Linked DNA regions of Homo sapiens: region 2 is linked to region 1. The links are chromatin loops, found by intact Hi-C in ENCODE. Cell type or tissue: IMR-90. All regions are shown on one strand. Links, peaks and the distances in the headings refer to the core of each region. The heading gives the core; the rest is flanking DNA. Region 1 overlaps ATP2B4 (ATPase plasma membrane Ca2+ transporting 4). Region 2 overlaps ZBED6 (zinc finger BED-type containing 6).

Region 1 (12,615 bases), core at 1,118-9,117:
GCACCACCATGACGGGCTAATTTTGTATTTTTAGTAGAGATAGGGGTTTCATCATGTTGGCCAGGCTGGTCTTGAACTCCTGACCTCAGGTGATCCACCTGCCTTGGCCTCCCAAAGTGCTGGGATTATAGTCATGTGCCACCGTGCCCAGACTGCATTTGATTATACTTTAAAGGAGCAAACAGAAGAATACACCAAAAACGACAGAAAAAAATTACCTATTGAATTAAGAGGGAAGCAGCAAGGCAAAGGCAATGAGGGTGGAAGCCGGATTTGTATGAATATACCTTGTTTTGTACATTTGACTTTAGAACCATGTATTTTATCTCTCTTGCTTTTTTTTTTTTTTTTTTTTCGAGACAGGGTCTTGCTCTGTCATCTAGGCTGGAGTGCAGAGGTGTGATCTTGGCTCACTGCAGCCTTGAATTCTTGGGCTCAAGCAATCCTCCCACCTCAGCCTCCTGAGTAGCTGGGACGACAGGTGTGTGCCAGCACACTTGGCTAATTTTTTATTTTTTTTAGAGATGGGAGTCTCACTATATTGTCCAGGCTGGTCTCGAAATCCTGGCTTCTAGTGCTCCTTCTCCCTTGGCCTCCCAAAGTGTTGCGATTGATTACGGGTGTGAGCCACCACACTGGCCTAAAAAGCAATCTCCAAAACGGAAAGTAACATGATATAAATGATCTGGTAGCCACTTGGTAGCACAACTGCACACACACAGACAAATGTTACAAATGACTTAAAAACAATAATTTGATGGCACATTCCTGGTAGCATATACCTATGGATAAAAGGAACTATGAGAAAAATATTTAATTGTTTTTGGCAGAGTAACTGTATTATTAATATTATTGATATTTTGTAACTACTTGAAATATTTTAGAATAAAACAAAAAATAATCATGTTAATGCAATTAGGAATCAAAATTTTCAGCTTAAGGGATACAAACATAAAATCAGGGAAGTTAAATACAATTAGAAGCTGGGTGTGGTGGCTCATGCCTGTAATCCCAGCATTTTGGGAGGCCAAGGTGGGCAGATCACTTGAGGGTAGGAGTTTGAGACCACTCTGGCCAAAATGGCGAAACTCCATCTCTACTAAAAAATACAAAAATTAGCAGGGTGTGGTGGCACACGCCTGTAATCCCAGCTACTCAGGACGCTGAAGCAGGAGAACTGCTTGTACCTGGGAGGCAGAGGTTGCAGTGAGCCAAGATCATGCCACTGCACTCCAGCCTGGGCGACAGAGTGAGACTGTGTCTCAAAATAAATAACTAAATAAAATAAAATAAAATAAAATAAAATAAAATAAAATTAGAAAGTTATAAATCAGGAAGTTAGACATCTATAATTCTTTAAAAAATTATTATTTCTTCTAAAAGTGGAATAAAAAATATGTAATTCTAAAAGTAAATGAAAAACAGAAATATGAATTCACGAAGTATTTTCTCTTTGTGAGCAAACACAAAACAAACACAAAAGCAAGTGAGACTTAAGAGCATACTTCTTAGCTTTGTCCACTGAAAAGGCTTAGAAACAAAGATCTACTCAGTAGCAAGGAACACCTTTGAGTTCCAATTGTGTTCTCTAGTGCTCCTTCCCCCTTGGCCTCCCAAAGTGTTGGGAGGCCGTTTCAGGCCGGGCGCGGTGGCTCACCCCTGTAATCACAGCACTTTGGGAGGTTGAGGTAGGTGGATCACTTGCGGTCAGGAGTTTGAGACCAGCCTGGCCAACATGGTGAAACCCCATCTCTACTAAAAATACAAAAAATTAGCCAGGCTTGGTGGCAGCTGCCTGTAATCCCAGCTAACTCAGGAGGCTGAGGCAGGAGAATTGTTTGAACCTGGGAAGTGGAGGTTGCAGTGAGCCGAGACTGCCCCACTGCACTCCAGCCTGGGTGACAGAGCAAGGCCCCGTCTCATAAATAAATAAATAAATAAATAAATAAATAAAATAAATACCATTTCACATTAAAATGAAGCAGGAATCCTTGGAGAAATGGACTATCTCCTATCCAGGATAAAAAAGAACGAAAAAACCAAGAATAAACCAAGAAAGCTATTAAAAACAACTGGGGTTGTATCTAAAGGACTCAGCAATGTTGAAGAGGCCTCTTCTGCCTAATGGTGGATCACTTTGAGCATCAAAACCATACTAAGAGCAGTGGATTGAAACACATCAAATATACTTAAATCTATGAATTCGTAATGATACTTAAAAAAAAATCCACTCATTGGTCACCTTTGGAGGTTCCTAAAAAGTCAACTCATCATTTTAAAAAAAACCAGTAATTAAAAAACAAACCAAAAACCTACCTTTCAGGTAGGATTGGAACCTCAGAGTAATCAAATAGTCAATGAGGGGGAATCTCTTTTGTTTTTTGAGATGGAGTCTAGCTTTGTCACCCAGGCTGGAATGCAGAGGCGTGATCTTGGCTCACTGCAACCTCTGCCTCCCGGGTTCAAGTGATTCTCCTGCCTCAGCCTCCCAAGTAGCTGGGATTACAGGCGCCCGCCATCATGCCCAGCTAATTTTTGTGTTTTTAGTAGAGACGGGTTTCACTGTTTTGGCCAGGCTGGTCTTGAACTCCTGACCTCGTGATCTGCCTGCCTCAGCCTCCCAAAGTGCTGGGATTACAAGCACGAGCCACTACGCCCGGCCGGGAATCTCTTTTTATGTAAGTATTTAAGTTAATAAATAAAGAATTACAATATTGTCATTTTGCAGCCCTCAATGAAAGAAAGGGTCTAGAATCTGATAACTTCTAGAACCAACTACTTGCTTATAGGAAATATAAGGAAGAAAATAATACGTTAAAGGAAATCACAGTGAAATAATCAACAAAATCTATACTGAGGGATAGTCTCTGCAGACAAACAACCCACTTCCTTCAAAACTAAGTTGCTAGGAAAAAAGATGGAGGGGGATTGTGCAAAAGAGAGTTAACACAGCAGGCCTGAGACGACTGTCCTTAGGAAGGAATGCTTGCAGGGTGGGCCCTTGGCTGGCTTCTGGGAAATGGGCTCTCAGAATGCTTGCCCTCAACAACTAACTGATAAAGGTGGCTCATTGTGTCTAGACTGTGTCCGAACAATGTGGTTTACATTGAACATTTGCTTTCCTTTTGGGAGTCTGGAATTTTGGTATGTGCTAGGCAGAAGGTGCCTATGTGACCAGCCTCAAGAAAAACCTTGGGTACTAAGTCCATGATGGGCTTCCCTAGGCAGAACATCACACATATATTTCTGTGTTTTCATTAGTGGGGAAAGAATGGACTCTGTTTGACTCCTCATGGGAGGGAGAGCATAAGAAAGACTGCAAATAGATTTATCCAGATTCTGCCATTGTCTTTTTCTTTTATGATCCAACTGTATTCTTACTACATCACTGTTATGAATCTTAGTCATGAGTACAACTATATGCCAAGTCCCATGAGTCCTCCTAGCAACCCCATGAATATAGGGGTGTTTTTGGGGACTCCCAACATAGAGATCCTATAAGATCAGTGATTCTTAAAGTTTAGGGTACATAGAATCACTGAGAGAGCCTGTCAAAACACATTTAACAGATTTAACATAATTAATTAAGATTTCTGGGCCCCAGTTCCCGGCTTTCCAATTCAGTAAATCTGGGGTGGGGCCTGAGTGGGTGAATCTGCATTCTATGGGTTTGTATAGAAACCTACTATACAGCTAGTACAGCTACTGGTACAGCTGGAAGGAGGCGCACTCCAAGAGATAGGTTAAGAGACTTAACAGATGTATCAAATAACTGCAAGTTATGGATCTTATCTGAATCCTGATTTGGGCAAATAAACTATAAAAACATTTGAGTCAGTTAGGAAAATGTGAACAAACTAGAAATTTCATGATAGTAAGGAAGCATCGATTTTGTTCTGAGATAATGGTATTAAGATTCTTTTAGATATATAGATTATTGATATATAATTATTATTTAGAGGCATATAATGAAATTTTTTTTTTTGCCCCACACCATCCCCCCATATAATGAAAAGAAAATTTTTTTTGAGACGGAATCTTGCTCTGTCACCCAGGCTGGGGTGCAGTGGTGCTAACTCGGCTCATCGTAACCTCTGCCTCCCAGGTTCAAGTGATTCTCCTGCCTCAGCCTCCGGAGTAGCTAGGATTACAGGCGCCTACCATCATGCCCAGCTAATTTTTGTATTTTTAGTAGAGCTGGGGTTTCACCATGCTGGCTAGACTGGTCTCGAACTCCTGACCTCAGGCGATCTGCCCGCCTCAGAGTAATCAAATAGTCAATGAGGGGGAATCTCTTTTGTTTTTTGAGACAGAGTCTAGCTTTGTCACCCAGGCTGGAGTGCAGTGGCGTGATCTTGGCTCGCTGCAACCTCTGCCTCCCGGGTTCAAGTGATTCTCCTACCTCAGCCTCCCGAGTAGCTGGGATTACAGGTGTGAGCCACTGCACCCGGCCATGAAATTTTTAAGGATGAAATTACATGATGCCTTGCATTTGCTTCAAAAACAATTCAGCTGAAGACTGGGGATGTAAATGGGGGGGAATCACTGAAACAAGATTGGCCATGTGTTGATCATAGTTGAAGCTGAGTGACAGGTACCTGTCAATTCTCCCTATTTTTGCATATTCTTGAAATTTCCTAGAATAAAACCCTTAAAAAAAAGAGTTCTCTAAAGATAGATGACTTCTTAAATGTCCTTCCACTGCTAAAAATCACCAACAGTTCAATCTGTATGGGAGGCTTATAATCATAAACTACTTGAGTGTGAGGATAGAATCTGGGGGGCTTCTAAACCTTTCTGAACATCAGAATTAACTGGTGTGCCTGTTAAAAAAAAATTCTGGTATTCATCCCAGACCTACTGAATTAAGACGTCTAACTGTGGAGCCTTGGAACATGTGATTTCACATGAACTTTCCAAGTGATTCTGATGCTCTTGGCCTCAGAAGTGAAAAGCGGAATACCCAATGGTGCCAGCCACACAGAGCGCCTACCATAGGGAACACAAATCTTCTAGAGTTTGCCTAGTTGACAACCTCACATGTTTATAGGCAAGTTTATGTTGGTCTGGCTTTCCTGCATATGATTCTTCATGACTTCCCTCCCTCTTATCTATTCTTCATACTTGATGGGTCCCCAGTTACATATATCATGATTGGCCCGGTAGATAGGAGAGATGGAGTTGGACAAAAAAGCACCCCATGGGCTATGCAGGTGTAGCAAGCAGCAGGCAACCAGAAGCCGGACCTGGCTTCCTGATGGAGAAGGCAGCTTGCAATCAGAGAGACACTGTGCTGAGCTTACCATGGCAAAACCAACATCCGCTTTCTTCAGAGCAGGCCCGTCATTTGTGCCATCACCAGTGACAGCCACGACCTGCCGGTGTTCCCCAACAGTGCTGTCAATTATGCCTGGGAGAAACAGACACACCACAGTGAGCTTTTCTGGTCTCCCCCACCCTTCAGTTCCTACCACCCGCCACTCCTTCTACTTTCTTCTTTCCTTCCCTTTTCCCTTTCCTAGAAGTTCTACAGGAACCACCTAAGGGCAGTAAGTTGTTTCATGAGTAGCACTGAACTAAGTTTGTCCTCATCCGGTACCCTAAGACAGCTATGAAGAACACATAGGATGGATTTCAAGGCAGAGACCTAGGGGTCAAACTGCACCATTTCCACGTACCAGCTGGGTAATTTGGGTAAGTTACTTGTCTTCTCAGCCTCAAACTTCCTCATTTGTAAAATGGGAATACCTGCCCTGCCTAGTTCACAGTACTATTGGTAAATAAGACATGATCATGTTTTTAAGAACCCATGCAATTGCCAGGTGCGGTGGCTCACGGCTCTAATCCCAACACTTTGGGAGGCCGAGGTGGGCGGATCACCTGGGGTCAGGAGTTCGAGACCAGCCTGGTCAACATGGTGAAACCTTGTCTCTACTAAGAATACAAAAATTAATCAGGCATGGTGGCATGCGCCTGTAGTCCCAGCTACTCGGGAGGCTGAGGCAGGAGAATCACTTGAACTCACGAGGCGGAGGTTGCAGTGAGCTGAGATTGCACCACTCCACTCCTGCCTGGGTGACAGAGCAAGACTCGGTCTCCAAAAATAAAAACAAAAAATAAAAAAAATAAAAACCCAACAACTTTATTGTGTGTCATACTCACCAAGGGCTCAGATGTTTGCTAACTGTATGTTCTCCCCACTAGCCTGGGAGCTCTCCTAGGACCTCCCTATTTGGACAGGAGAGTGGCTTTGGCTGGTGGTTCTTATCTGTCCTCGCCCTGGCCTGCCTTCAGCTGTTGCAGGCACCTATTTGGAAGCCAACCTCACCTTTCACCAGGGTGTGCTTGTCAGTGGGAGAAGATCGCGCCAGGACCCGAAGCTTAGGCCAGATCTTGTCCAGCTTTTCTTGCTCTACCTGCCAACACCAGACCACACCTGGATCAGTCAAATGCAGAAAAGCTATCCAGGAAAATCTTAACTTCTCCATACACTTGGAGTCACTGGGAGATTGGGTACACCACAGTCCCACATGAAAGTGTTATTCTGGATTAAGCAGAGATGAAACAGCCAACCAGTCTCCAAGGGTAGATTCATGGATGATGACCATTCAGGCCCTGCTTTTTTTCTTTTTCCTCCCAAGTCCCTACCTGGCAGCCAATCCCCCATTTCCCAGACCTTTAATGGGAGGTGGGCCAGGGTTGGCTGTTGGCTCGGGTGGGTAAAGTGGTGCTTCTGAGGTCTTAGGTTTGATTTCTATGTAGCTCAGGAAAGCTTGGATCTGTGCCACCGCCAGACCACATTCTCCTTTAGCCACTGTTAGCCAAAGGGCAGGGACACAGGAGGGGTGGGCTAGGGGGAAGTCAGTATAAAAAACTGAAAAAGCAGAAAGACAAGAAAAGTTAGTGACACTGTCTCAAAAGATAGCTTGTGAATGAAGCTAGCAAGCTTCATTCACAAGCAACTCCCCCCCTCTTTTTTTTTTCTTTTTTGAGACGGAGTCTTGCTCTGTTGCCCAGGCTGGAGTGCAGTGGCATGATCTTGGCTCACTGCACCCTCCGCCTCCCAGGTTCAAGTGATTCTCCTGCCTCAGCCTCCCCAGTAGCTGGGACTACAGGTGCACGCCACCATGCCCAGCTAATTTTTGTATTTTTGGTAGAGACGGGGTTTCACCATGTTGGCCAGGATGGTCTCTATCTCTTGACCTTGTGATCCACCCGCCGTGGCCTCCCAAAGTGCTGGAATTACAGGAGTAAGCTACCGCGCCCAGCCGGCAACTCCCAATGTTACCATATCAGCAGTTTGGTACAAGGAGATGTTTCACTACGAATAGCTTTCACTTTAGAAACCACCCACCTTCCCGCACATGACCCAGATGCCTTATGCTAGAACCCGCCTTTTCCTTGTCAGGTGAGGTCCTGGTTCCCCCTAGCCAGGACCCACCTCGCCTTTCTCGTTGCGGATGAGCCGGTTGAATTCTTTGCCTTCTAAGCACAGGAAGTCATCCCCAGGTGTCAGAATGCCACATTTGGTGGCAATGGCCCGGGCTGTGTTGATGTTGTCACCTGTCACCATTCTGACAGTAATGCCAGCTTGTTTGCATTTGGCAATAGCATCTGGCACCTATGGAGAGTGAAGAAAGGGGAAAGGCGCAGATGAGGGTGATGACCCTGGTAAGCTGTCCCTGTTTGTCTGTCCCTTTGTGGCAGACAGGAGAAAGGCACCCTAGAAGTGGTGCCATGCAGCATGGGCTAGGTCTGGTCATTTTGATACTGTTGGGTGCCACCTCACTTCTGTCCTACCCACGGCAGTCACATTTGAATTTGCCCTATTGTACCATGAGTTGAAGGGGAAATTTGCTTTGGGAGTGAGGTGTAAAAACTTGCTCTTTCACTTACAATTGAGACTTCTCGGCAGGGCATGAATGGCATTTTGCGATTTGGCCAGTGCTTTCTTTTCTAGCAGAAGCTTTTGCCACTCTCCACCCACCTGGCCCATGTTCCAACCATATCAGCTCTTTGTAATTTCCCACATGCATGACACCCTCTCATGCCTCTGGGCCTTGAGAATTAATAGTCCATCTGTCTAAACTTCTTAGAAGCAGAGACTTTTCAATCCCCTAGTGTCTAGAATAGTTATCAGCACACAGCAGGTACTCAAAAAGAATGTGTTGATTGAAAGGAGGGAGCTAAAGACAAAGTTGGTGTCCTGGCTAAATTGACCTCCTGACAACACTTAAGTACCAAATAATGAGCCCAATAAGCCCTTTGCTTCTCAACACTCAGACAGCATTAGTCCTAGGAATGCCACATTCGATCATACTGGCACTCCACAGCAGTCCTGTGAAGCAGGAAGCACAGAAACTTCTATCCCTCTAAGTGAGAGGCAGTTAGGTTACCTGCCTGGGGTCACAACTAGAAAGGGAACTAGTACCCCACTTCCTGAGACTCCTGGGTGGCTTCCCACCCTCTCACCTCTGGGCGCACAGGGTCCTCAATGCCCACCACCGCGATACAGGTCAGTTCGGTGAGGATCTCATTCTCATTGTCCCAAGAGGGCTCTGTGTCATCGAAGTCCCGGTAAGCTATGCAGATAGTCCGGAGTCCATCACAGGCCATGGGCTCGATGACAGTGCGTACCATATCATCTCTGTCTTTATTCTTGAATGGCACTGCTTCCCCTTTCCGGTCCAGGATTCGATTACACCTGGGGAGGCGCACAGTAAGAACGCGGTGTCTCCCTTCCCACTCAATACGTTTCTACAATCATTGACAGGTATTTTGGCAACTCTGTATTATTCCTAAAGACATTGCTCCAAGTGTGGCCAAACATTTCCTTCATTCATCACCCAGCTGAGTCCCTCTTTCCAAGGTAGGTGGGCTGTGGATGGAGTTAAGGTCTAGATATATAGAGAGTGGGATTCTCCCATGTCATCTGTTCTTACCCATATGTGAATGCAATGCAAGTCATTTGTGAATCACCTGCTCTTTTGAACTTCTTGAAGGCAGAGAGACTTTTTCAATCCGAGTATTTAGAATAGTGCTCACTGTGTGGTGCTGGTGGTTTGGGGGAGGTTTCCTATACAAGAATGTGCTGATTAAAAGAAGGTGGCTAAAGCCATGTTGGAGCACTGGTTAATTCAGCCCTACTTAGGTATAGTGCCAACTTTTGATGAACTATGGGTAATTTATTAATAGTCACTTTTTTTTTTTTGTAATGGAGTCTCACTCTGTCACCCAGGCTGGAGTGCAGTGGTGCGATCTCAGCTCACTGCAACCTCTGCCTTCTGGGTTCAAGCGATTCTCCTGCCTCAGCCTCCTGAGTAGCTGGGATTACAGGCACGCACCACCATGCCTGGCTAATTTTTGTATTTTTTTTTAGTAGAGACAGGGTTTCACCATGTTGGTCGGGCTGGTTTCGAACTCCTGACCTCGTGTTCTGCCTGCCTCGGCCTCCCAAAGTGCTGGGATTACAGGCGTGAGCCACTGCGCCTGGCCGAATAGTCACTTTTAAAGTTATGTAAATTCCCTGTAATCAGAAATGGGAATGGGAAGGAAAGAGAAGGAAAAGAGAACACAGAACAAACGTTTCTAGTACTTGTTATGTATAAGGCATTTTACATACATTGAATCATTTAGTTACAGTGAGGGGGTAGTACTTTTAGGAGCTGAGTATGGCTATCTCTGTTTTCAGATTAGGAAATGGAAACTTAGGATCGTCCAGGTCTGAATCCTGGCTGTGCCACTATTAGCTGTATCACCTTGAGTGAGATACTTAACTTCCTTATATCTCTGTTTTCTCATCTGTAAAACAGGGATAATCATAGTACCCACCTTACTGAGTTGTGAGGATTAAATACAACAAGCCACCTTAAGCACTTAAAAAACATGCGTGGCCTGAGTAGACGCTTGGATATTAGTTATTATGTCACCACCTGGCTGGAGGGCTCCCTCATTCACATGGGTTCAGTGTGGGGTGTGCACCCATGCCTTCCTGAGGAGAGGATCTTGAAGGGAAGCAGAGTGGTCGGGGGTGCTCACTTGCGCAAGATGATCTCAGAGGCGCCCTTGCTGTACATACGGAAGCCACCGTTGGGATTCCTGATGACGGTGCTCATTGACTTGCGCACTGAGTTAAAGGTGTACACCTTGTAGAGCTTCTCCTCGGGCACTTCATTACGCACAGCCTGATAATCCTGCTTCAGATCTGTGACAAAGCCTAGCAGAGCACACTCGGTCTTGTTGCCCACCTGCCGAGGCAGGCCTCCCTCCTTCTCTGGAGGCTGGGAGAAGAAATATACACAGCACTATTGAGTAAGATGCCTTGACAAGGCAGAGAACTTAGGGAGAAAGAACTCATTTACAAAGCCTTCACATTATATACCTGGAGCTCATAGGGGAAATAACATTTTTTTTTTTCTTTTTTGGAGATGGAGTCTCGCTCTGTTGCCCAGCCTGGAGTGCAGTGGCACGACCTTGGCTCACTGCAACCTCCACCTCCCAGGTTCAAGTGATTCTTCTGCCTCAGCCTCCTGAGTAGCAGGGACTACAGGTACCTGCCACCATGCCTAGCTAATTTTTGTATTTTTAGTAGAGACCGGGTTTCACCATGTTGGCCAGGCTGGTCTTGAACTCCTGACCTCAGGTGATCTGCCCACCTCAACCTCCCAAAATGTTGGGATTACAGGCATGAGCCACAGCACCTGGCATCTTTTTTCTTTTTCTTTTTGACATAGCACCTTGCTCTGTTGCCCAGGCTTGACTGCAGTGGTGTGATCTCAGCTCACTGCAGACTTGACCTCTTAGGCTCAAGTGATCCTCCCACCTCAGCTTCTGGAGTAGCTGGGACTACAGGTGCGCAACCATGCCTGGCTAATTTTGTTTATTTTTGTAGAGATGAGGTCTCACAATATTGCTCAGGCTGGTCTCGAACTCCTGGGCTCAAGCGATCTTACCATTTTGGCTTCCCAAAGTGCTGGGATTACAGAAGTGAGCCACTATGCCTAGCCTGTTGTTTTTCAAGGGTAGGCAGAGAGGGGTCAGTGGTAACCGTGATCCTTGTGCCATCCAGGGCTTAGGGATTTTGTAGTTTGCTCTAGTGGTAGTGCTGGTGTCTCGCCTTGTGTGGGTCTTATTCTAATACACTATGCTTGTTTCTAGAAAGTGAGTAATTTACTTCTGATAAGCCCAATTCTACTTTGGGTTACTTTCTACTTTCCCTCCTTAGAGACATTGCTTTTACATGCTAATTGGGAGGGTATTTCCTGGCCATAGATTCTTACAGGCCCTTACCTCCAACCCTCCATTGACTCCCAGGGATTTTTCTGTAGTCTCACCCAAACATGTTCACTCCAGCGTGAGAAATGGGATGTGGGATGGCAATTTAGGCAGTGTAAACAATAAGGGGGTTCATTTCAGAGAAAATGGATGTTCCCTTCCAACCACCCACTCTAAGTGTCTACGCAAAGGAAATGCTTACCAGAATCTTGGAGGTATAAGCACTGTTGATAGAAATGCCATTGACAATGAGGTCCAGGACTTTGGGCAGGAAGACATCAGGGCTTGGGATTTGACGGTAATGGATGCCCCCAATATAAGCTTGTACCACAGTCATGCGGTTCATGGTCAACGTGCCTGTCTTATCAGAGCAGATGGCGGTGGCGTTGCCCATGGTCTCACAAGCATCCAAGTGCCGTACTAGGTTATTGTCTTTCATCATTTTCTACAAAGGAGAAGAGAAAAGACTTGAGAGGGGGACTAACTGGACTCTCCTAAATCTAGGTCAAAGGCCATTTCCTAGCCAACATCTCTCCACATTTCATCTTCCAGTCCCACACAAAAATCCAAGATACTGACTGGGTGCAGTGATTCATGCCTGTAATTTCAGTACTTCGGGAGGCTGAGACGGGCAGATCACCTGAGGTCAGAAGTTCAAGACCAGCCTGGCCAACATGGTGAAACCCTGTCTCTGTAAAAGATACAAAAAGTAACTGGGCATGGTGGTGCACACCTGTAATCCCAGCTACTTGGGAGGCTGAGGCACGAGAATCACTTGAACCCGGGAGGCGGAGGTTGCATCATTGCATTCCAGCCTGGGTGACAGAATGAGACTCTGTCTTAAAAAAAAAAAAAAATCCAAGATACCATTTTTGTCATTCTCTTAAGATTCTGCTGGGTCATTTCAACATTGATGCATCTGACAGAGATGGTCCTTCCATAATACCAGGGACTTCTGCTCTTGTGAGGCACCAGCCAAAGTTTATAGATGATAGAATGGCTTATCTTTTCACTAAAGGTTACATGGTACCCTTCTCTCCCATCTCTATCCTAAAGGAAGAGATAGGATTGTTCTAGTCTCACCTTCACAGAGTAGGCCAGTGAGATGGTGACAGCCAGAGGCAGCCCCTCTGGCACAGCCACCACCAGTACAGTGATGCCGATGATGAAGAACTTGACAAAGTACTGGATGTAGATGGGAGTACACTCAGGGAGCCATGGTCTGCGATTTATCACAAAGTTGTCAATCACAAAGTATAGAATCAGGATGAAAACCGTGAGAGCAGACATGAGCAGACCTGTCCAGAGAAACAAGTCATATGAACCCAGGCTGGAGGGCAG
Region 2 (12,615 bases), core at 1,600-9,599, 92 kb before region 1:
TCTGTACAACAAACCCCCACGACACACATTTACCTGTGTAACAAACCTGCACATCCTGCACATGTACCCCTGAATTTAAAATGAAAGTTAAGGCCCAGTGTGGTGACTCATACATGTAATCCCAGCACTTTGGGAGGCCGAGGTGGGTGGATCACTTGAGGTCAGTAGTTCAAGACCAGCCTGGCCAACATGGTGAAACCTCGTCTCTATCAAAAAATATAAAAATTAGCCAAGCATGGTGGCACACATCTATAGTCCCAGCTACTCAGGAGGCTGAGGTGTGAGAATCACTTGAACACAGGAGGTGGAGGTTGCAGTGAACCAAGATCACACTACTGCACTCCAGCCTGGGTGACAGTGAGACCTGTCTAAAAAAAAAAAAAAAGAAAAAGACAAAGCTATCTGAATACTTTTCAGACATATATGCAACAAAGGAAAAAGTTTAATAATAAAAAAAGTCATTTGAGGTCAAGAGTTCAAGACCAGCCTGGCCAACATGGCAAAATCCCATCTCTACTGAAAATACAAAAAATTAGCCAGGCGTGGTAGCCCACAACTGTAGTCTCAGCTACTCGGGAGGCTAATGTACAAGAATCGCTTGAATCCAGGGGGCAGAGGTTGCAGTGAGCCACAATCTTGCCACTGCACTCCAGACTAGGCAACAGAGCAAGATTCTGCCTCCAGAAAAAAAAAGTTTTTAAGGGGAATAAAAGGCTTAGAGGTCAATCTCACTCACAAAATCAATATTCCAAAGAACATATTTGAAACTGTTACCGGTTTTAGAAAGACCAGCAACAAAGTAATTGAAACAATGAAATGGTAGCTATGAAATGCAAAGACACAGCAGAATTTACAATTTTTTGGCAACTAATTTTATTTATTTATTTATCTGGAGACGGAGTTTCGAGTTTTGCTCTTGTTGCCCAGGCTGAAGTGCAATGGCACGACCTCAGCTGACTGCAACCTCCACCTCCTGGGTTCAAGTGAGTCGCCTGCCTCAGCCTCCCAAGTAGCTGGAATTACAGGTGCCCACCACCACACTTGGCTTTTTTTTTTTTTTTTTTGTGACAGAGTTTCACTCTTCTACCCAGGCTGCTGGAGTGCAGTGGCGCAATCTCGGCTCATTGCAACCTCCACCTTCTGGTTTCAAGCGATTCTCTTGCCTCAGCCTCCCAAGTAACTGGGATTACAGGCGCCTACCACCATACCCTGCTAATTTTTTTTTTTTTTTGTATTTTTAGTAGAGATGGAGTTTCACCATAGTGGCCAGGCTGGTGTGAAACTCCTGACCTCAGGTCATCTGCCCGCCTCAACCTCTCAAAGTGCTGGGATTACAGGCGTGAGCGTCTGGCCCACAACTAATTTTCAAATCATTTTCTGCAAAGAGCCCTCAAAGTTGGGCAGAGTGTGGAGAAATGGAATCCTGAGTAGATAACACTCCCTTACTAATGTTTCAACAGAAAAAACTCCTTCGTCAGATCTAAGAGCTGGCCGGGCGCGGTGGCTCACGCCTGTATTCCCAGCATTTTGGGAGTCCGAGGCGGGTGGATCACGAGGTCAGGAGATCGAGACCATCCTGGCTGACACTGTGAAACCCCATCTCTACTAAAAATACAAAAAATTAGCTGGGCGTGGTGGTGGGCGCCTGTGGTCCCAGCTACTCTGGAGGCTGAGGCAGGAGAATGGTGTGAACCCCAGAGGTGCAGGTTGCAGTGAGCTGAGATCGCGCCACTGCACTCTAGCCTGGGCGACAGAGTGAGACTCTGTCTCAAAAAAAAAAAAAACCTAACAGCTACAATGTAAAACAAGAAAAAGGAAATAAGAGATAAAGAAAAAAAGAAAAGTTTCTTTATATATCATCTTTATACACTAAGCTTCTGTAACTTTCACTAGGATAAAAACAAATATAATTGCCATTCAAGAAAACGGCAAGGCCAGGTGCAGTGGCTCATGCCTATAATCCTAACACTTTGAGAGACCAAGGCAAGAGGATCACTTGAGACCAGGAGTTCAAGAACAGCCTGGGCAACAGACAGACCTCATCTCTTAAAAAAAAAACAAAAAACAAAAACAAAAAAAACACCACTCCAGCTTTTAAATGATGCTCCAATGACTTTATAATCAATACTATCCCATGCAAAAACACAAAACAAAGATGCACATCCATAAATTTCTTAAGTTTAAAAGGAAAAAAAAAGTATCTAGGTTGCCAAGAAAAACCCAGTTACTTTTTTTTGTTTAGTTTTGTTATTTTTGAGAGAGTCTCGCTCTGTTGCCCAAACCTGGAGTGCAGTTGCGTGATCTTGACTTACTGCAACCTCCACCTCCTGGGTTCAAGCAATTCTCCTGCCTCACCCTCCCGAGTAGCTGGAATTACAGGCGCCTGCCACCATGCCTGGCTAATTTTTGTATTTTTAGTAGAGACGGGGTTTCACCATGTTGGCCAGATTGGTCTCGAACTCCTGACCTCAAGTGATCTGCCCATCTCAGCCTCACAAAGTGCTAGGATTACAGCCGTGAGCCACCGCACCCGGTTAACCTGGTTACTTTTCAACAGAAAATAACCGTTTGAAAATATGAAGCCAAGAAAAATAATGGGACCTTTCTCAACCCACTCTCTAGAAGTTAATGTAGGAAAAAGGACATATTATTTTAAAATCTTCATGCTCTCAGCAAGTTTTAAAGGATATAGCATTGCTACAAATGAACATACCACTATGAAAAAAGAGTGGGGCTGGGTGCGGTGGCTCAGGCCTGTAATCCCAGCAACCTGGGATTTCGGAGATGGGCGGATCACGAGGTCAGGAGTTTGAGACCAGCCTGGCCAATATGGTGAAACACCGCCTCTACTAAAAATATAAAAAATTAGCCGGGCACGGTAGTGTGCGCCTGTTGTCCCAGTTACTCGGGAGGCTGAGGCAGAAGAATCGCTTGAACCCTGGAGGCGGAGGTTGCAGTGAGCCAAGATCATGCCACTGCACTCCAGCCTGGGAGACAAAGCAAGACTCCATCTCAAAAAAAAAAAAAAAAAAAAACAGTGAGAAGAAAACAAAGCTTCAAAAATAATAAGAAAACTCAGGCTGGGTGTGGTGGCTCATGCCTGTAATCCTAGCACTTTGGGAGGCCGAGACAGGTGGATCACCTGAGGTCAGGAGTTCGAGACCAGCTTGACCAACATGGTGAAATCCTGTCTCTACTAAAAATACAAAATTAGCTGGGCGTGGTGGCGAATGCCTGTAATCCCAGCTACTTGGGAGGCTGAGGCAGGAGAATCACCTGAACCCGGGAGGTGGAGGTTGCAGTGAGCCAAGATTGTGCCATTGCACTCCATCCTGGGCAACAACAGAAAAACGCCTTCTCAAGAAAATAAATATATAAAATAATGATAATAATGAAGAAAAAAAAGAAGAAGATGGCGATGACGACGACGAAGATGAAGACTCTAATTTCCAGCCCCTACCTTCAAAAATAGATTTCAGTAGAGGAAAGAACAGAATAAACACTGATGAAAAACATAATAACTGAATTACAAGAGATTACTGACACGACATCTCCACGAATCCAAACCAAAAATGCCAACATATGTCACTAAGAGGGAAATTGTATATGAAATGAAAATAATTCCAGAAAACTCAATTTCTATAAATAGAAATCCTAAAAAGGAATGGAATTTGTAGAGATTATGAAAGAAACAATATAAGAACATTTCCTTAAATTTGATGGACTTGAGTCTTTACATTAAAGGGGATCATCAAATGCCAGGCAGAACTTTTCTTTAAAGACATCTCTGCTATACACAGACATGGTAAAATTTTTGAATTCCAATGGTAAAGACAAAATCATACAAACTTTCAGGAAAAATCAGATTGACAACAAAGGAAAGAAAATCAGACTTGACATTATTAGACTTCTCATCTGAATCTCTAAATGCCAAAAGACAAAATGCTATTCATCCAGAATGTAAAGGAGATTATGACCTTTAAGTTTAGAATTTCAAACTACATTTCACAAATAGCTCAGAACTTAGAAGTTTTTAGATACAAAAATTCTCAAAAAGTATATCACCTATGTACTTATACTTTTGAAAAATACTCAAGAAAATATTCTAACTTAAGAAAAAGAACTTACAAAAAAGTACTCAATAAAAGTAGAAAAAAAACAAAACAGGCCAGGCATGGTGGCTCACATCCGTAATGCCAGCACTTTGAGAGGCCGAGACAGGAGGACTGCTTGAACCCAGGAGTTCAAGACCAGCCTGGGCAACATAATGAGACCTAGTTTCTACACTAAATTAAAAAATTAGCCAGGTATGGTGGCACATGTCTTTACTCCCAGCTACTTGGGACGCTGAGGCAGAAGGATTGCTTGAGCCCAAGAGGTCGAGGCTGCAGTGAGCCGTGACTGCCCCACTGCACTCTGGTCTGCGCAACAGAGCAAGACCCTCTCTCAAAAAATAAATAAATAAGCCTGGGCAACATAGTGAGACCATGTCTCTCTCCCAAAAGAAAAAAAAATTTAGCTGGGCATGGTCCATACATCTGTGGTCCTAGCTACTTGGGAGGCTGAGCTGGAAGGATCACTTGAGCCCAGGAGTTTGAGACTGCAGTGAGCTATGATCACATCACTGCACTCCAGCCTGGGAGGCAGAGCGAGACTCTATCTCTAAAAAACCAACAAAAAAAAAACAGTAAGACAAAACAAAACTTTGTGTCACATATATTACAAACCCAAAAAACAGTCATAATATTTTTACCAATAGCCAGGCATAGTGAGTCACATTTGTAATCCCAGCTACTCAGGGGGCTGACGCTGGAGGAAGCCTTGAGCCCAGGAGTTTGAGGTTGCACTGAGCTATGATCACATCACTGTATTCCAACCTGGGCAAAAGAGCAAGACACTGTCTCTAAATAAATAAATAAAAATTTTAAAAATGTTTAAAACAGCTGCTTTGGACATCTGATTTATGACACAGATAAAAAATCCTAAATAAAGCATTAGCAAATTGAACCAGCTGTATATTAAAATAGTAACATGGTCAGGAATGGTAGCTCATGCCTGTAATCCCGGAGCTTTGGGAGGATTACTGACTTGAGGCTAGGAGTTTGAGACCAGCCTGGGCAACACAATGAGACCCCATCTCTAAATAAAAATTGAAATAAAATAAATAACACTACATAATCAAAAAGGTTTATTCTGGGACTAGGAATGGGTTAACATTAGGAAACTCATTATATTTACTAGAGTAAAAGGGGTAAAAAACAAAAAAAATCCTGTAGTAATTTTTGAAAGACTTCAAAAAAGAAAAAATGGTTAAAAAGTGAAGAAAAGTACTTGAAGTAGTCTTTATCAAGTAAAATAGCAAAAAAAAAAAAAAAAAGGAACCTGAGGTGCAATATCCACTCAACAAAAACTTGGTAAATTGTAAGGTACTTCCTAGCATAAATGCACATAATCACCAGAAATCATCAGCATATGCAATATGGTAAAACACTAGAGGTAAACTAACTCAAGATAAGCGAAAAAAGGACACCCATTCAACAGTCTTCACCATCTTTCAACACTGTTCCAGATGTTCTAGTATATGCATTAAGAAAAAAAGGTGTTAGGCCGGGCACGGTGGCTCATGCCTATAATCCCAGCACTTTGGGAGGCCTAGGTGGGCTGATCACTTGAGTCCAGGAGCTCAAGACCAGCCTGGCCAACATGGTGAAACCTAATCTCTATTAAAAAATACAAAAATTAGCCGGGCATGATGGCAGATGCCTATAATCCCAGCTACTCAGCAGGCTGAGGCAGGAGAATCGCTTGAACCCGGAAGGCAGAGGCTGCAGTGAGCCAAGATTATGCCACTTGAACTCCAGCCTAGTGACAGAGCGAGACTCCGTCTCAAAAAAAAAAAGGAAAAAGAAAAAAAGGTGTATGGGTTCCTTTACAGCCACTCAAGATAAACTGATTCTTCAGGAAAGTGAAATTAAGGCTCCGCTGCCCAGCCTGAATGACTGCATTGGCATGGTGGACAGCAGGGCAGAATCCACTGACAAGATTTCTAGATTGGATGCTGAGCTAGTGAAGTATAAGGACCAGATCAAGATGAGAGGGGGTCCTACAAAGAATATGATTACGCAGAAAGCCTTGCGAGTTTTAAAACAAAAGCGGATGTATGAGCAGCAGCAGGACAATCGCACCCAAGAGTCATTCAACATGAAACAAGTTAATTACACCATCCAGTCATTGAAGGATACCAAGACCACGGTTGATGCTATGAAACTGGGAGCAAAGGAAATGAAGGTAGACAAGCAAGTGAAAACTGACCAGATTGAGAATTTACAAGACCAGCTAGTGGACATGATGGAAGATGCAAATGAAATCCAAGAAGCACTGAGTCGCAGTTATGGCGGCCCAGAATTAGATGAAGACAACCTAGAAGCAGAGTTGGATACACTGGGTGATGAGCTTGTGGCTGACCAAGAGTTCTATTTAGATGAGCCAGCATCTGCACCTGCAATTCCAGAAGGTGTTCCCACTGTCACAAAAACAAGGATGGAGTTCTGGTGGATGAATTTGGATTGCCACAGATCCCTGCTTCATACATTTGCATTTAAGTACATCATGTAAAACATATTATGGGACTATGAAATACTGATCTTTCCAAATTTACCGTAACAGATACGTTTCTGTCCTTTCTTTGAAGGAAAGTTTAATTACATTGCTCTTCTATTTTTTTCCTTTGAGACTCATTGCTTGGGAAATGCTTTCTTTGTACTAAAACTTGATTCTGGCAGGGCGCGGTGGCTCACACCTGTAATCCCAGCACTTTGAAAGGCTGAGGCAGGCAGATCACAAGGTCAGAAGTTCGAGACCAGCCTGGCCAACATGGTGAAACCCCATCTCTACTAAAAATACAAAAAATTAGCCGGGTGTGGTGGCGGGCGCCTGTAGTCCTACTCTCGGGAGACTGAAGCAGGAGAATTGCTTGAACCCAGGAGGCGGAGGTCCAGTGAGCCAAGATCACCCCACAGCCTGGGCGACAGAGCAAGACTCTGTCTCAAAAAAAAAAAAAAAAATCACTACTGTATCAGAAGTGGGTATTTTGATTCTGTGGTTTCCTTAATACTACATCTTGAAATCAATAATGAATATTTCTTGATATTTGATGAATAGGACATTTATTTACTCAATTTTTTCAAAAGGAAAAAAAGGCATAAATTACAAACATATATTAAAAAGACGAGACAGGCCGGGCACAATAGCTCACGCCTGTAATCCCAGCACTTTAGGAGGCCGAGTTGGGCAGATCACCTGAGGTCAGGAGTTTGAGACCAGCCTGGCCAATATGATGAAACCCCATCTCTACTAAAAATACAAAAATCAGCCGGGCATGGTGGCATGCGCCTGTAATCTCAGCTACTTGGGAGGCTGAGACAGAAGAATCACTTGAACCTGGAAGGCAGAGGTTGCAATGAGCCAAGACAGCACCATTGCACTCCAGCCTAGGCAACGAGAGCAATACTCCATATCAAAAAAAAAAAAAAAGATGAGGCAAAAAAGAAAAAAATCCAGAACCTGCAGATTACATGCTTGCAAACTAGAAAATCTATCAACTAAAACAAATTGAAAATAATAAAAATGTAAGATCTACAAGAAGCAGTAAATTTCCTTCATACCAGCAATAATCATTCAGATGATGGCAGAGTACCACTCACAGTAAAAAGATATACAGGAAGAGACCATTCACAATAAAAAGATATACAGGAAGGGCCGGGCGTGGTGGCTCATGCTTGTAATCCTAGCACTTTGGGAGGCCGAGGCGGGCGGATCACGAGGTCAGGAGATGGAGACCATCCTGTCTAACACGGTGAAACCCCGTCTCTACTAAAAATACAAAAAAGTTAGCCAGGCGAGGTGGCGGGTGCCTGTAGTCCCAGCTACTCGGGAGGCTGAGGCAGGAGAATGGCGTGAACCCGGGAGGCGGAGTTTGCAGTGAATCGAGATCACGCCACTGCACTCCAGCCTGGGCGACAGAGCGAGACTCTGTCTCAAAAAAAAAAAAAAAAACACATATACAGGAAGAAAATGAAGAAGTATGCAAGACCCACATTAAATTAAAAACAAAACCAAAACACTATGAAACTACTAAGGCACAGAAGACCTGGATAATGAATAAATAGAGGATTAAAGAAATTACTTCTCCCCAAAAAATAATGCACACATCGAATGTAATTCAAGTCAAAATCCCAATTAGAGTTTATTACTGGAACTTGATTATAAAATCATCTAGAATCATTATTTAAAAAGGAATGGGAGGCCAGGCATGGTGGCTCACACCTGTAATCCCAACACTGGTTGGCCAAGGCAGGAAGACTGCTTGAACCCAGGAGTTTGAGAACAGCCTGGGCAACACAGAGCAACTCCATCTCTACAAAAGGTTTTAAAAAGTAGCCAGGTACAGTGGGGCACACCTGTAGTTCCAGCTACTCAGGAGGCTTCGGCAATAGGATCTCTTAAGCCCAGGGGTTTGACGTTGCAGTGAGCTATGATCATGCCACTGCACTCCAGCCTCAGTGACAGAGCACAAGACCCTGTTTCAAAACGAAACAAAATAACCCAGTGCTTTTCTCCAAGGAGATGGAATTACAGGAAGATTTCACTTTGGCTATGCTGTTTTTACCTTTTTTACAATGTACATATATTATCAAAACAAAGAAAGAAAAACTATGGGCCAGAGGCGGTGGCTCATGCCTGTAATCCCAGCACTTTGGGAGGCTGAGGCTGGTGGATCACCTGAGGTCAGGAATTCCAGACCAGCCTGGCCAAGATGGTGAAACTTCATCTCCACTAATAATACAAAAATTATCCGGTGTAGTGGTGCACATCTGTAATCCCAGCTACCCAGGAGGCTGAGGCAGGAGAACTGCTTGAACCTGGGAGGAGGAGGTTGCAGTGAGCCAAGATGGCACCATTGCACTCCAGCCTAGGGGACAAGAGTAAAACTCCGTCTCCAAAAAAGAAAAAAAGAAAAGAAAGAAAAAAATATGTTTCCATCCCAAAACTAAAAATTTGTAAACAATTATGTACAAGCAAAAATGTCTGAACAATGGCCTTTTAATTTCTTACTGATCCATGAAAATTATGCCTTAAATGACAAGAATGTTCACTCCTTTCATGCGAAAAATGCCTGCTTCCCCACTTACATTAGCTGGTTGCTCTGAACAGGAACATCTGTGTCTTCACTGAGTTCCAATCTATTACGCCTGTAGGTCGAACCAACACTCAATCCATGAATTAATAATAATGAGGCAGAAAAAAATTTCCTCCTCACATTGCCAAGAAAACCTCTCAGCCACAATTCAAACACAGCATGTGTTTTTAAAACATCTCCCAACTACTGGGAGATTAAGTCCATTCAAATAACCTTTGTCAGACTGGAGACAGCTAGGGTTAGTTATCTCCTCAAAAACAAAACAAAACAAAACAAAAAAAAAACAAAAAAAAAGAGTTCATTTAAAGATGAACTTGAGAGTTAAAGGATCATGAAAAAAAACTCCATCTTCCATAGCTGAACAATATAATTTAAAAAAAAAACAAAAAAACATCAGTTTTTCAGTAAGATCCAATTTCTGGTCTTCAAGATTTCTTCACCTATTAAGAAAAAAACAGAAACCTTCCCCCATCTTTATTATCTGTATAATAAAAGCATACTTGTATGTAAAAATATAGTGTTTTATGTATATAATATACATACAGATATATACTAACTGGCTTATACACACACACATATACACAAAAATGTATAGAAATATAACATTTGGATAAGTTTCCCCTTTTAAAATGCACTATAAAAGACTTTAGATTTGGGTTCATTATAAAAATAAAGAACTTACTCTTATACCAAAGTATCATGAAGTTATTGTTACACTAAATTTTGCCCAGCCCACAAAATAAAGACGAAGGTAAATCCTTACACATATATCATTATGTATAATATGGATGTATGTATATATATCCATCATCGTCATCAGGGAGTGTTTAACCAAAAAAGATAGAAACGTATGGTAATAGAGTAACTACAGAGTGGTGCAGCAAGCTGTAGAAGGCAGAGCAGCATTATAGCCATTCTAAACTGGCACTGTCAAAACACAGAAAGCTTTATCTAAGGGAAAATTTATTTCTTATTTTGTATCAACACCAGTATCACTGGTTTGCCATTAAATAGTGGCCCTGGAAAGGCTTGCTTACGCAGCCTAGGTCCAAATTCTTTACTACTAATGGCTACAGCTAAAGACTTTGTAAGTATACATTTACTCCAGTTAGTAAAAGGGTAAACTTTTGGAGTTGAGATTTCATTTCACAATGGCATATTTACCATTTAAGAATTTAAAAAAAAAAAAAATCAAAACCAAAAAAAACCCGATTTTGATACATAGAAATGAGTTCTAAACTTTGAAACCAGCCCAGTAACAAAGCAATTTTGATTCTTATGTAATAAATACTACATAATTTCTAGGCTAAATCTTGCCAAATACTATCCAAGACAAAACTAAAATCAAAACTTAAAAAAAAGTGGACACCTTTTACTCACACTTAATACTAGTCAATTTTCCAGGAATTTTTTGGGCAGGGAATATCCCCAAATCTAAAATGAAAAAAAGGAAAAATTGGGATCTCACATTAGTTATTCAGTCTGAAACTTTTAATAGACTTTTACTAAAAGTCATCATTTTCTGGCCTCCTACTCAATCTCAGAAACATACTTTCAGAGTAGAAAGGGATCTTAAAATGAGATCAATTCACTCATTTCACCAATGATTCCTAACACATAAAAATACCGACTGCTTAGTTTTCATTAAGAATTCAGTGGCCAAAACAACCGCACAGTTAATACAGTATAATGGGTCATTAAGTATGTTTTTAAAAAGATTACCTAAAATTACAGAAACAATCTTTGGGAAATGTCTACTGGGTTTTTCCAAGCATGTTCAAAGGGCTCTCATTACAATTCCCATTCAACCTTTTCCAATTCTTGCAAACATTTTAGTCTGTTTTTACCCATAAATTATTTGAAAGTACCTACACAATCTATTTTTATAATATTTTATAAAGGTTAAAACAGGCATTTCAAAGACTAAAAGTATATTTTCCTAATTGTTTTCTAATATTTCCCTTTTATATAAGATCCAATTCTAAAGGGTAACACTATCACACTCAACAATTTGAAATTATAAAGCTGACCAGTATGAGGAGGCAATTAGAAATTTCCAAATATAAAACAATTTCACGGGTTTTCTTTTTGCCAAGTTGTAATTAAGCATCAGGGTTTTTAAGGAAACAGAAAAACAGGGGCAGGAGGAATGCCAGCCAGTGTACTTTTTTCTCATTTCGTTGATTTCAGAGCAATAAAATTTCCCATGGTGGGGGAAGTTTTACTTAAAACCAATTACTAGTTCAATCTACCAGGAAGAAAGCCTAAGGCCTTTCAATGCTGCACTATATTTTTTTTAATTAAAAATATCTTCTCTCTCATTGGTATAAGCAAAATTTTCAAGTGCTAGCGCCACAGTTATAGCTATGAAATCTTTAATCTTCATTTTATCAAAATTATATTGCCTCTGAGGAATTTTCAGCCCTTGTGTGATTTCAGGTTTCCCCAGATGTGTTTATAAAGATAATGATTATATTTAACAACTACAGCTATTAAGATACAGTAACACAGCAAAAAGTTGCCCATTTTAAATGGAGAAAAAGAAATTAAGGCAGTATTTCTTTTTCACTGCTTTGAACAACTTCATTCTGCTCAGGATCCCAGCTCAGAACCAACGTAGAATAATCGTAGTTAACATTTTTCAAGTTCATTTTCAGAAACATCAGTTGTTCTATATTGTCAAAGTCCAGGCTCATGATCTGTTTTGGATGAAAGTGGCTATTTTTAGTAAAGATACATTCAGATTGCCAACTACACATGGGGCAACTTAGATACTGGATGGCAACCTGGGTCAAAGCCGGCCATATGCTTATCTTCCTCTGCCAGTAAATTAAAGGGTCATCACCTCCTGAGAACTCTGAATACTTCTCTTTGAAGTACTCATCCACAACTGCTACAGCAGAAGGGAACATGAAGCTTTTGCTTCCAAGGGCAACATTGTCTACAGCTGAGCTATCAACAGAACCTGAACTGGAGGTGCCTTCTTTTAGAGATGAGGTAAATGAATCAGCTCCCACTGTAACTGAGGGACAAGAAGCTTCTGAAGTTGGAATTTGGCAGATCTCTGGTGAAGATTCCATATAATTACAGACCTCTTCTGCAAGGAACTGCTTATAAGTTTCTAAATCAGCACCTTGAGGAAAAAAGTCTTCCAAACTGTTTTTAAAGCAAGGATCTAACAAAGTAGCCAAGATACAGGGCTTGGATTTAAGCATGGCACTTAGTAGGGTATCTGTTTCAAGTTTCAGAGATAAACTATCCACCAGATTGAGGGCCTGAGTAATACCTCTGACTTGAAAATCTTCTCTGAGTTTCTGCAGGGAAAGGAGTAGATGATGGATTAGGGGTAGCACCTGATTCAATCCTGCGGTCTTCACGCTCACTTTCTGGGTAGCCTCCTCAAATGGCTTAAGAAT

The links. Peaks named below come from ENCODE experiments on the same cell type or tissue, not always from the same donor. Only the 100,000 strongest peaks of a DNase experiment are listed, where the experiment ranks them.
Region 2: it touches region 1 in a loop (2.4-fold over the local background); 3 of 110 quality-filtered maps call a loop at or near these places.

What each region holds. Positions count from the first base shown.
Region 1 is chr1:203,706,966-203,719,580 of GRCh38, reverse strand. ATP2B4 (ATPase plasma membrane Ca2+ transporting 4) reads right to left here. Exons shown (of 21, transcript NM_001684.5): 9 at 12,358-12,572; 10 at 11,477-11,719; 11 at 10,039-10,280; 12 at 8,473-8,704; 13 at 7,442-7,621; 14 at 6,329-6,416; 15 at 5,304-5,410. Among named protein-coding and RNA genes, the nearest start is that of SNORA77, 16 kb to the left of the region's middle. In IMR-90, for the core only: no CTCF peak of the experiment used is centred there; no DNase peak of the experiment used is centred there.
Region 2 is chr1:203,799,593-203,812,207 of GRCh38, reverse strand. ZBED6 (zinc finger BED-type containing 6) reads right to left here. Exons shown (of 17, transcript NM_001395895.1): 1 at 9,192-12,615. The coding sequence ends at 11,746. It overlaps ZC3H11A (zinc finger CCCH-type containing 11A), which reads right to left. Exons shown (of 18, transcript NM_001376342.1): 2 at 9,192-10,633. LOC128031836 reads right to left here and starts at 10,114. Exons shown (of 1, transcript NM_001414738.1): 1 at 10,016-10,114. The coding sequence starts at 10,114. The coding sequence ends at 10,016. It also overlaps the pseudogene LOC100420338. RefSeq lists an enhancer at 8,482-8,983. In IMR-90, for the core only: a CTCF peak has its summit at 4,776; a DNase peak (open chromatin) is centred at 4,807; H3K27ac peaks cover 503 bases.